Regions from separate parts of the Homo sapiens genome. Here region 2 is linked to region 1. The links are chromatin loops, found by intact Hi-C in ENCODE. Cell type or tissue: stomach. All regions are shown on one strand.

Region 1 (5,000 bases):
TCCCAGAAGTAGAGTTTCTATAGACATTGGTTTAAGCTGAGGTTATGTACCGGGCAGCCTCCCAGCCCTCACTGTCAGACCTTCTCCACCCTGATGGATTTTATCCAGGATGTGAGCAGGGTGTGGGGCAGGAGAATGTATGCTAACAGGATGGACACAAGGAATACGAGAGCTGTCCAAAGAGCTACCTCTATAATCTTTGCTGGGATTCTCTTGCCTGTGTCCTCACCCCAGTTAATGCTGTGCATTGCTGGATCCTATAGCTTCCTCCCCAGCCCACAGTATCCTATGTTTGCACAGCATTTGCTTCATTAATCTATGTTTGCACAGCATTTGCTTCATTAAAAGAGCTGTAGTCAAAACACTGCTCAAAGAAATCAGAGATGACACAAACAAATGAAAAAACATTCCATGCTCATAGATTGGAAGAATCAATATCATTAAAATGGCCATACTGCCCAAAGCAATTTACAGATTAAATGCTATTCCTACTCAACTACCATTGATATTCTTCACAGAACTAGAGAAAACTATTTAAAAATTCACATGGAACTAAAAAAGAGCCCAAATAGCCAAGAAAAAAGAACAAAGCTGGAGGCATCATGCTAGCTGACTTCAAACTATACTACAGGGCTACAGTAACCAAAAGAGCATGGTACTGGTGCAGAAACAGACACATAGAACAATGGAACAGAATAGAGAACTCGGAAATTAGATTGCACACCTACAACTACCTGATCTTTAACAAACCTGACAAAAGCAAGCAGTGGGGAAAGAATTCCCTAGTAAAATAAATGGTTCTGGGATAACTGGCTAGCTATATGCAGAAGATTGAAACTGGACCCTTTCCTTATACTATGTACAAAAATTAATTCAAGATGGATGAAAGACTTAAATGTAAAACCCTAGTGGCTCATGCCTGTAATCCCAGCACTTTGGGAGGCCAAGGCAGGTGAATCACTTGAGGCCAGGAGTTTGAGACCAGCCTGGGAAATATGGCAAAACCTCATCTCTATGAAGAAAGACAAAAATTAGCCACGTGTGGTGGTACATGCCTGTAGTCCCAGCTACTCAGGAGGCTGAGGCATGATAATTGCTTAAACCCAGGAGGTGGAGGTTGCAGTGAGCTGAGATCACACCACTGCACTTCAGCCTGGGTGACAAAGCGAGATTCCATCTCAAAAAAAAAAAAAAAAAAAAAGTAAAACCCGAAATTATAAAAATCCTGGAAGACAACATAGGCAATACCATTCAGGATATAGGCACAGGCAAAGATTTCATGACGAAGACACCAAAAGCAATCAAAACCAGAGCAAAAATTGACAAATGGGATCTTATTAAACTAAAGAGTTTCTGCACAGCAAAAGAAACTATCAACAGAGTAACACAACCTACAGAATGGGAGAAAAATTTTGCAAACTATGCATCCGGTGAAAGTCTTATATCCAGCATTTCTAAGGAATTTAAAGAAAAACAACCCCATAAAAAGGACATGAACAGACACTTTTCAAAAGAAGACATACGTGTGGCCAACAAACATATGAAAAAAAGCTCAACATCACTGATTATTAGAGAAATGCAAATCAAAACCACAATGAGACACCATCTCACACCAGTCAGAATGGCCATTATTAAAAGGTCAAAAAACAACAGATTCTGGCGAGGTTGCAGAGAAAAAGGAACGCTTATACACTGTTGATGGGAGTGTAAATTAGTTCAGCCATTGTGGAAACCTAAAATATCTAAAGACAGAAATAGCATTTGACCTAGCAATTTAAATCCTGGGTATATACCCAAAGGAATATAACTGATTTTATTATAAGGACACATGCACATATACGTTCACTGCAGCACTATTCACAACAGCAAAGACATGGAATCAACCTAAAGGCCCATCAGTGATAGACTGGATAAAGAAAATGTGGTACATACAATATACTCCATGGAATACTATGTGGACATAAAAAAGAATAAGATCACATCCTTTGCAGGGACATGGATGGAGCTGGAGACCATTATCCTTAGCAAAGTAACACAGGAACAGAAAACTAAGTACCGCATGTTCTCACTTTTAAGTGAGAGCTAAATGTTGTTCTCATAGACACACAGAGGGGAACAACACACCCTGGGGCCTTTCAGAGGGTGGAGCTTGGGAGGAGGGAGAGGATCAGGAAAAATAACTAATGAGTACTGGGCTTAATACCTGGGTGATCAAATAATCTGTACAACAAACTCCCATGACACAAGTTTACCTACATAACAAACCTGCCCTTGTACACCTTAACTTAAAATAAAAGTTAAAAAAAAGATCTGTACTCATCAGTTATAACAATAATAGTAATTTCTGGTTATTAAGTACCTGTGAGGTGCCAGACATGCTATCTCAAAGTGTAAAAAATATCCCTTTTAAGTACTATTCTTATCCTTGCCTTATGGATGAGAAAATAAAAGGTTCAGAGAAGTTAGTTATTTGCTTAAGATCTTGTGGCCAGTTGACAGCAGAGCCAAGATTTGTAATCATATCTCTTTGTCTCTACACTCTTGCTCTTTGAAGTGTATCAGACTACTTTCCAGAAATAAACTAAGAGAAAAGTGTGGCTGGAAAGGTAAGCTAGGCCCCGATAGTATGGACTTTTGGGTGGCAGGATTTTGGTGGCAAGAATTTTATAACTTGAAACTGGGCCTTCCAGGTTGGGAAATCATTACACTCAAGGGGGAGCTAGAGCAATGCCAGAGGATGAAATCAGCTCAAGAGAATGAGAGAGGAAAAGAATGTCAGAGGATGCTCCCATTAAGGGAATTAAAAGAACTAGTGAAGGAAGTGTGGGAAGCAGATAGGAGGAAAGTCAAGGGGAAAAAAAAATATATTTCAGGATGGTGGTTAAGAATATCAAAGGCTCCAGAGAAATTAAAGGGGAGGAAGACTTGGCAAAGGTCACTGGATTAAATAACATCACTGGTGCTTCCCAAGAGGCCCATGTTAATAGAATGGTGAGCTCAGAAGTGTTGGGAGACAATAGCTTTAAGGAGTGAGTGGAAAAATTATCGAGGATATTTTAGCATGAAGTGTGGTGACATTTGGTAAGAACAGCAAATTAAAAAGGGTAGCCAGACTCCAGCAGGGCTTTTAGATGGAAGCATGTTGCTGGCAAAAGGGACAGGGCCAGAGAATGTAATCAAATTTCAGTATATTCAGCAACTACTTTGGCTGGAAAGGAAAACGGAGAGATGAATTGTCTGGAAGTGAAAAAGGAGAGAAGCTGGCAAGAGATGAGGGTAAATTGAGAAGTAAAACACAGCCATCAGCTTTGGAAAGCTGGGCCAGTCTTGCTTTCTTTCCCCTGCGATGTTCCTTACATCAGCCAGGAGCTGCAGGAGTTCGACTCATGGGGGCTGTCCAGGCTTTGGCTGCATCTCACACCCCTGGCCTGCCTTGACTCTTCCTCGCCCCCATTCTCAGACTCCTCCATCTTTTTTTCTTTTTTTGAGATGAGTCTCACTCTGTTGCCTAGGCTGGAGTGCAGTGGCATGATCTTAGCTCACTGCAGCCTCAAATTCCCAGGCTCAAGTAATCCTCCCACCTCAGCCTCCCGAGTAGCTCTGAGTATAGAGATGCACCACCATGCCTGGCGAATTGTGTGTGTGTGTGTGTGTGTGTGTGTGTGTGTGTGTGTGTGTGTTTGTAGAGATGGGGTTTCCCCATGTTGCCCAGGCTGGTCTTGAACTCCTGGGCTCAAGCGATCTGTCCAGCTTGGTTTCCTCAAATGCTGAGATTACAGGTGTGAGCAACCATGCCCCTCAGACTCCTCCATCTTTTAACCTCTCTGTCTGCCTAACCTCCAGGCAGGTGAGGAGCCAGGAGGCCTGGGCTGAATGGGACCCATCCTGTTCTTGAAGGGGAGACTCTGCCCCCTCCCTGCTCCCACAGTAGCACATACCACAGCTTCTCTCCCTTACCCAAGCAAGCTTACAGAATGCTGTTTTCCAGAGTCATACCTGGCAGGGGATGTAGGGGCAAGGGAAGGAGAAGCAAAGGAAAAGAAACAGAGAAGGGAATTTAGAGTTTCCAGGCTCCTCTGAGAAGGTTCAATTTCTGCTGTACTAAAAGAAGAAAAAACAACCTCACTCAGATTGTAAAATTTGTAATGCAATATAGAAAATCCTGCTTAGTTTAGGCAACACTACAGTACTCGTTAGAGGATTGAATGGCTTCAAATCTTTGGCTAAACAAAATAACAGGAAAATAAACAGTCTTATACTTGAATGCAGTCTACTTCTTCTCCTGAACAGCTGAGAAAATTGAACTGCAAAAAGCTAGATGGCTTCTCAGAGTCACAGAGCAGTTGGCATGGGAGCCAGGACATCTCCATCTTCCTGATTGTTCGGCGTTAAGGTGCCTCTCTGGTCCACTGGCTTCCTTTGCCCACAGATCAGAAGGAAACTCATGGCTCATCAAAAGCTTTTACTTCCAACTGCACTGTCCTACCTCTCTGGGGACCCAAGCCGGGCCTCGTCAGCCAGTCTGTCGGCAGCTCCCTATTGTCCTCTCTCAAGGGTATCAGTTTCTAATCTCCCACAGGAGCCTCTTCTTCTCAATCCAAACACTCAGGAGAATTTTAGCGGCTCAGCAAGTGAAGAGAGATGGAAGCAGAGAGTTTAAACCCTGAAGGGCACATTCATTTGGATAAATAAGAACCCTAGAGTCTCTGACTTTTGAATTGGCCAAGGGGAAAAAAGAATAAGGCTAGGGCAGACTGGCTTCTATCCTTCATTCCTTTTTCATCCTCGCCTCCAAATATTCTTTTGATTTTGCTCTGGTGGAGTGTTTGTTTTCAGGACTTTTCTTTGTTTCTTTCTTATGTGTGTCCTTTCCTTTTAGATTTTATAGGTACATGTAATATTTATGTGTCAGTGACCTTCCAAAGCAGTTTTAGAGATTTTCTGTTTACATTTAGGAATTTTCTTTAAGGTCTACAGAGTCCTTTGTGCTTTTTCCAGGA
Region 2 (5,000 bases), 540 kb after region 1:
TCACAAAAGTCAAAGGGTGGAAAGAACGCTAACGTCTATCATCAAGTGAATGGATAAACAAAATATTGTGTATACATACAGTGGAATATTATTCAGCCTTAAAAGTGTGTGTGTGTGTGGGGGGGGGGGGGTCCTGCCATATGCCACAAGATGGATGAACCTTGAGGACATTATGCTAAGTGAAATTTGTCATACAGCATTTGTCACAAAAGACAAATGCTGTATGATTCCACTTACATGAGGTATTTAAAGAAGTCAACACCATAGAAACACAAAATACAATGGTGGTTGGCAGGGGCTCAGAAGAGGGAAAGATGGGGAGTTGTTCAATGGACACAGACTTTCAGTTTGGCAAGATGAAAACTTTCTAGAGATATGCTGCACAACAATGTTTTGTTACCATCACTGAACCATACACCTAAAAATGGTTACGGTGGTAAATTTTATTACATGTTTTTACCACAACTAAAACTTTTTAAAGAATTTGTCACTGTACTCAAAGATGACATTGCAATCTATAGATATGGATGTGATTGGAAGGACATATATAGGATAATTTTTTTTTTCTTTTTTTTTCTCATGTGACTGCCAGGTCATAAGGATAAATATTTTTTAACTTAAAAAAAGGGAATAAAATTCTGACACATTCTACAGCCCGGATAAGGCTGGAAAACATCATGCTAAGTGAAATAAGCCAGATGCAAAAGGACAAGGATTGTCTGATTCTGCTTCTATGAGGTAACTAGAATAGGCAAATTCATCAAGACAGAAAGTAGTACAGAGGTTACCAGAGGCTGGTGGGAGTGGAAATGGGGAATGATTGTGTAACGGGTACAGAGTTTCTGTATGGGATGATTTTTAAAAAAGGCTCTGGAGATGGATAGTGGTGATGGTTGTAAAACATTGTGAGTGTAATTAATGCCAGGGAACCATACACTGAAAATGGTTAAAATGGTAAATCTGATGTTATGTACATTTTACCTTTCCTGGCTCCCAAGTTAGAGATAACCCCCTCAGCCAGGCACTAAGAGTCCATCCTCAAATGGCCTCCCCTGCCTGCCTTCCTTTCCCACGACTTCCTTCCTTAAAACTCACGCCTCCCCACCAAAATGGGTATCTCATTGTTCTCCAAACATCTAATAGTCAAACATGGCAGGGAGTAAACTTTAAATATTCCTTTTAATTGAAAACAGGGCTTGGTATTTTCTTAGGTTATTTAAAAAACAAGTTCCATTTTCTTTGTCCTGTAATCATGCACATGGGTCCTGCTCTTACCTCTAAACTTACCTCTCAGTTTAGAGCTCTGGGGACTGAATGAGATATCAATATTCTAAAAGGGGCCCGTCAATATCTTATTTTGTGCAATAAAACGTCCTTTAAAAGCAGAGAGCTCTATGTAAATAAAAAATGAAGAGAAACTTATAACCCATAAATGCACCAGATAAAGTATGGTAAAGGGAAAAAAAATAAAATGATCTCCATTTAGCTCAGTGGGCTGAAAAGCCCTCCAAGAATCAGCTTATGGGCACAGTGGGTATTAAAGAAAATGAGAAAGGAGCACTGACTTTTGTCAAAATCTGTGGTAATAATTATCCTTCCTTTAGATTTCCTCCCTGCAGTCCCACCCACAATCAAAGGCATGTTAAAACAGTCAGAATTTAGGATATGTTAGAAAGAGAAGAAATCAAACCCTTTAGAATTTCACAGGTTTAAAGCGCATCCGATTGAAGTGCTTTATCCAGTCCACTAATATTTTAAGCAATTCAGTTGGTTAGCATGACTGTTTTAAATGCAGTGCTATTTTTAATAAGGTGGCTCTCACCTCTAAGCTTACCTTGAAAAGACTTGAAAATATTGCTTGGGCTGCCAACAGCTCTAACAAATAGGCAGCTACCATATTTAGTCAATTATCACTTAAATGTATTATTTAGCAAACCTTCAGAGGGCAAATCTGAGAAAGTCTGTAGGGTGTGCCTGAATTACACATTCCTACCACTTCTTCCACATTCTTCAGCTCCACACAAAAATGAAATGGAGCCAAATATATCACAGCAAAGGGGACAGTGTACCAGATCCACTCAACAGTCTAGATATATGTGGAGAAATAATGTTCCATTCGTTCCCTCTCAAAAGATTAAAAGCATCTTAATACTGTTCCCTTTGCAGCTCTCCTCAAAGAAAAAATTTATGGCATGTCACATTTTATCTTAAAAATGTGTATGCTTCATAATAATTTCATATTTGAGTGCTTTATCAGCAACTTTTACATGAGAGGCATTCAGATTCTGAAACTGAGTATCAGGAAAACTCTAATTATAAACAACAGGATCTACAAACACTTTAAAATTTAGTGTGGTGGTACATTTTATTTTGTTTTGCTTTAATTTTGCTTCTGCAAACATACCTGCTCAGCATATTTTGAAAATACACTGAAAATGAATGTCTAACACACTTAGTTGCAATACTACATTTTATCTACCAAGAATCAGAATCTCTTCCAGAAAAGAAATACACCAGATTTTAAAATTTGCAGGTACTGAAGGACTATGTGCTCCAACTAATTGCTAATCATTATCTAAAACACTAAAAATGTATTTCTGGTCCCACTGAGGAATTTGCAGAGCAAAAACATCAATGTCCTGATGCCCACCTTCCTGGAAACCAGTGGGCTGCACGAATTGTTAGATTATCAAGATCAATGCGTTCTGGTACAATATTCCTTCTCATTTGCTTAATCCAGCCAACACGGTTTTTCACGATGCAGAGGTTTAGCAGAGCCGCCTCATACTATAGTCTTACAGGAGTTATTATCTCTACCCTGCTGCACAAATTCACCATGCGCACGGCTTCTTTGTGTCCAAGGTCATTATAAGCAGGTGCCCCTGTAACAGGTCCCCTCAAAAGGCTCACACCTAACATTTTCCAACCCCTCCTAGCATTTCTGCGTGACTACCAGGATCCATAAACAACAGCATGCCCTGGCTTTTGTTTTCCTGTTTGACAAGTGACTGAACTTCAACAAGAAAGCCATTGAAAGAAAACAAAATCCTCTTCTCTCCACCATTCAGTAGAGCCCTCTTACACAGGACAGGGTGCCCCTTGAAGCTAGTTAGAATGTAGATAAAACAGCTTAAGACCGGGAGTGTGCTTTAAATGTCTAAAAAGCAACAGGTACTTTGTCAAGCAACAGAACACAGCATAATACCTAAGAAGCTGAACTTAACATTCCTGTATCCCAGTGTGGCTAATGTAATTTCTGAAGTATTTTCACAATATACAATCACTGAAGTTACAATGAAACTTAGCTGGATGTTAGTAGAATTGAAGTGTATACCACATATAAATCCTTGTACGTTTGTATACTTCTGTAAAATTAAGGTTATTTGGAGAGCCAGAAACATAACAATACTTATCATATACCCACCCCATTGGCAGCTGCCATCTGCACTATTGTTTCTATTGCTGATTTATTAAAGTACCGCCCATCTCCACCAACCACCAGTGATGATCCCTGGCGATCTTTTAGGTCTATGGAAAAGAATATACTCTGGATGAAATTCTCCAGATAGCATGGCTTTTCCTCAAAATAATAGGTTTTCTTCCGTAATCCACTTGTTCCTGGTTTCTGATCGTGGTAGGGAGCTGTAGCAAAAGTCAACAGAGGGAGAGGACCTTCTTCCATTTTTCTATATGTCCCAGAAATCCATTCTTCAAAATCACTCATCCTTCACTTCCACCGACTGGCTCAGTGAGGGTGTCCAGAAAGCAGTCAAGGGACTCCAAAATAGGTCTGTCCAACCTGAAGCTGCAACAGTGTCGTATGAGTAACTAAAATAGAGGGTTTGCATGGACGATCACTCTCAATGAGAAAGCTTGGTTAATTCCTTGTTGTTGTTGTCCCTTGTGAACAAGTTAAGGGCCACACACCCACTCGCACCCACACACAAAGCAGGTCTTCAAAGTTGTTTTGATGAGGACACTTCTGCCCACTTAACCAAGCCAAATACCCTTCAATTATTTTTGTCTCATTTCCCCGTTAGGGTAGAGATAGCTCCAAGGAGTGCTGCATGCAGCCAACTTCAGCTGTAAACACCAGGTGGCTGACAGGCTCCACTCTCAGAGCCCAGGCAAAGAGGGCAAATGCAGTCCCACGAAGCAGATTTGTGAACAAGACACCCTGGTGTGGCTCTCACTGCTCCTGCCATCCCTTAAACCAGAGCCTCTCTGGGCATTCATCTCTGAGAAGGCCATCTGCAGCTAAAGTTGCCCCATGCCACCTAGCAAGTTAAAGGTCAATCTTAAAATGGAAGTGAGGGAGCTTAATTTACCCCTGGTTTTCTTACATCACTGTCATTTTGAAACCTAAGAAATTATTTTTACTTCACACATGCAATCTATCAGGAAAAAAATTATCTAACAGATTTATTCATTGGCCACCAAAGATTTAAGAAAACAGTGTTCAGTTCTAGAAGAACAGATACCTCCAAAGTTGCCCTGAATAACCAACAGCTTGGTCATTCCTTTGAATATACAAAAAAACAGGCGTGAGGATGCACCAAGTCCTTAAAAATGTAAGCAAAACACGGAAAAAATATACATATGTTTTTCTGAGTACACAGGGTTGGATCGAGTTTTTATTTAGAAAAATAATATGAACATGAGATTCGTTTTTAACATTTTCTCAGTTTTAAGCATACTTGACTTTTAATAAAATGTTTTTAGGGAAGCAGTTTAAGTCCTTTGTATTTGAAGAAACTAGGATGTTTAAAAATATTTTACCTAAATAAATTTCATATCTAATTCCATTTGATCCCTGAGATTTTATTAATGATCTATTTAAATACATACATGTGTGTTCTCAGCCAGGCATGGTGGCTCACACCTGTAATCCCAGCACTTTGGGAGGCCAAAGTGGGCAGATCACCTGAGGTCAGGAGTTCGAGACCAGTCTGTTCAACATGGTGAAACCCTGTCTCTGCTAAAAATACAAAAATTAGCCA

Evidence for each region. Peaks named below come from ENCODE experiments on the same cell type or tissue, not always from the same donor. Only the 100,000 strongest peaks of a DNase experiment are listed, where the experiment ranks them.
Region 2: it touches region 1 in a loop (2.6-fold over the local background); 8 of 110 quality-filtered maps call a loop at or near these places.

Annotation. Positions count from the first base shown.
Region 1 is chr1:64,161,903-64,166,902 of GRCh38, reverse strand. The region is part of intron 8 of ROR1 (receptor tyrosine kinase like orphan receptor 1); the gene reads right to left. Among named protein-coding and RNA genes, the nearest start is that of UBE2U, 39 kb to the left of the region's middle. In stomach, a CTCF peak has its summit at 2,766; no DNase peak of the experiment used is centred here; H3K27ac peaks cover 676 bases.
Region 2 is chr1:63,622,185-63,627,184 of GRCh38, reverse strand. All of the region lies in intron 1 of PGM1 (phosphoglucomutase 1), which reads right to left. Among named protein-coding and RNA genes, the nearest start is that of PGM1, 31 kb to the right of the region's middle. In stomach, no CTCF peak of the experiment used is centred here; no DNase peak of the experiment used is centred here.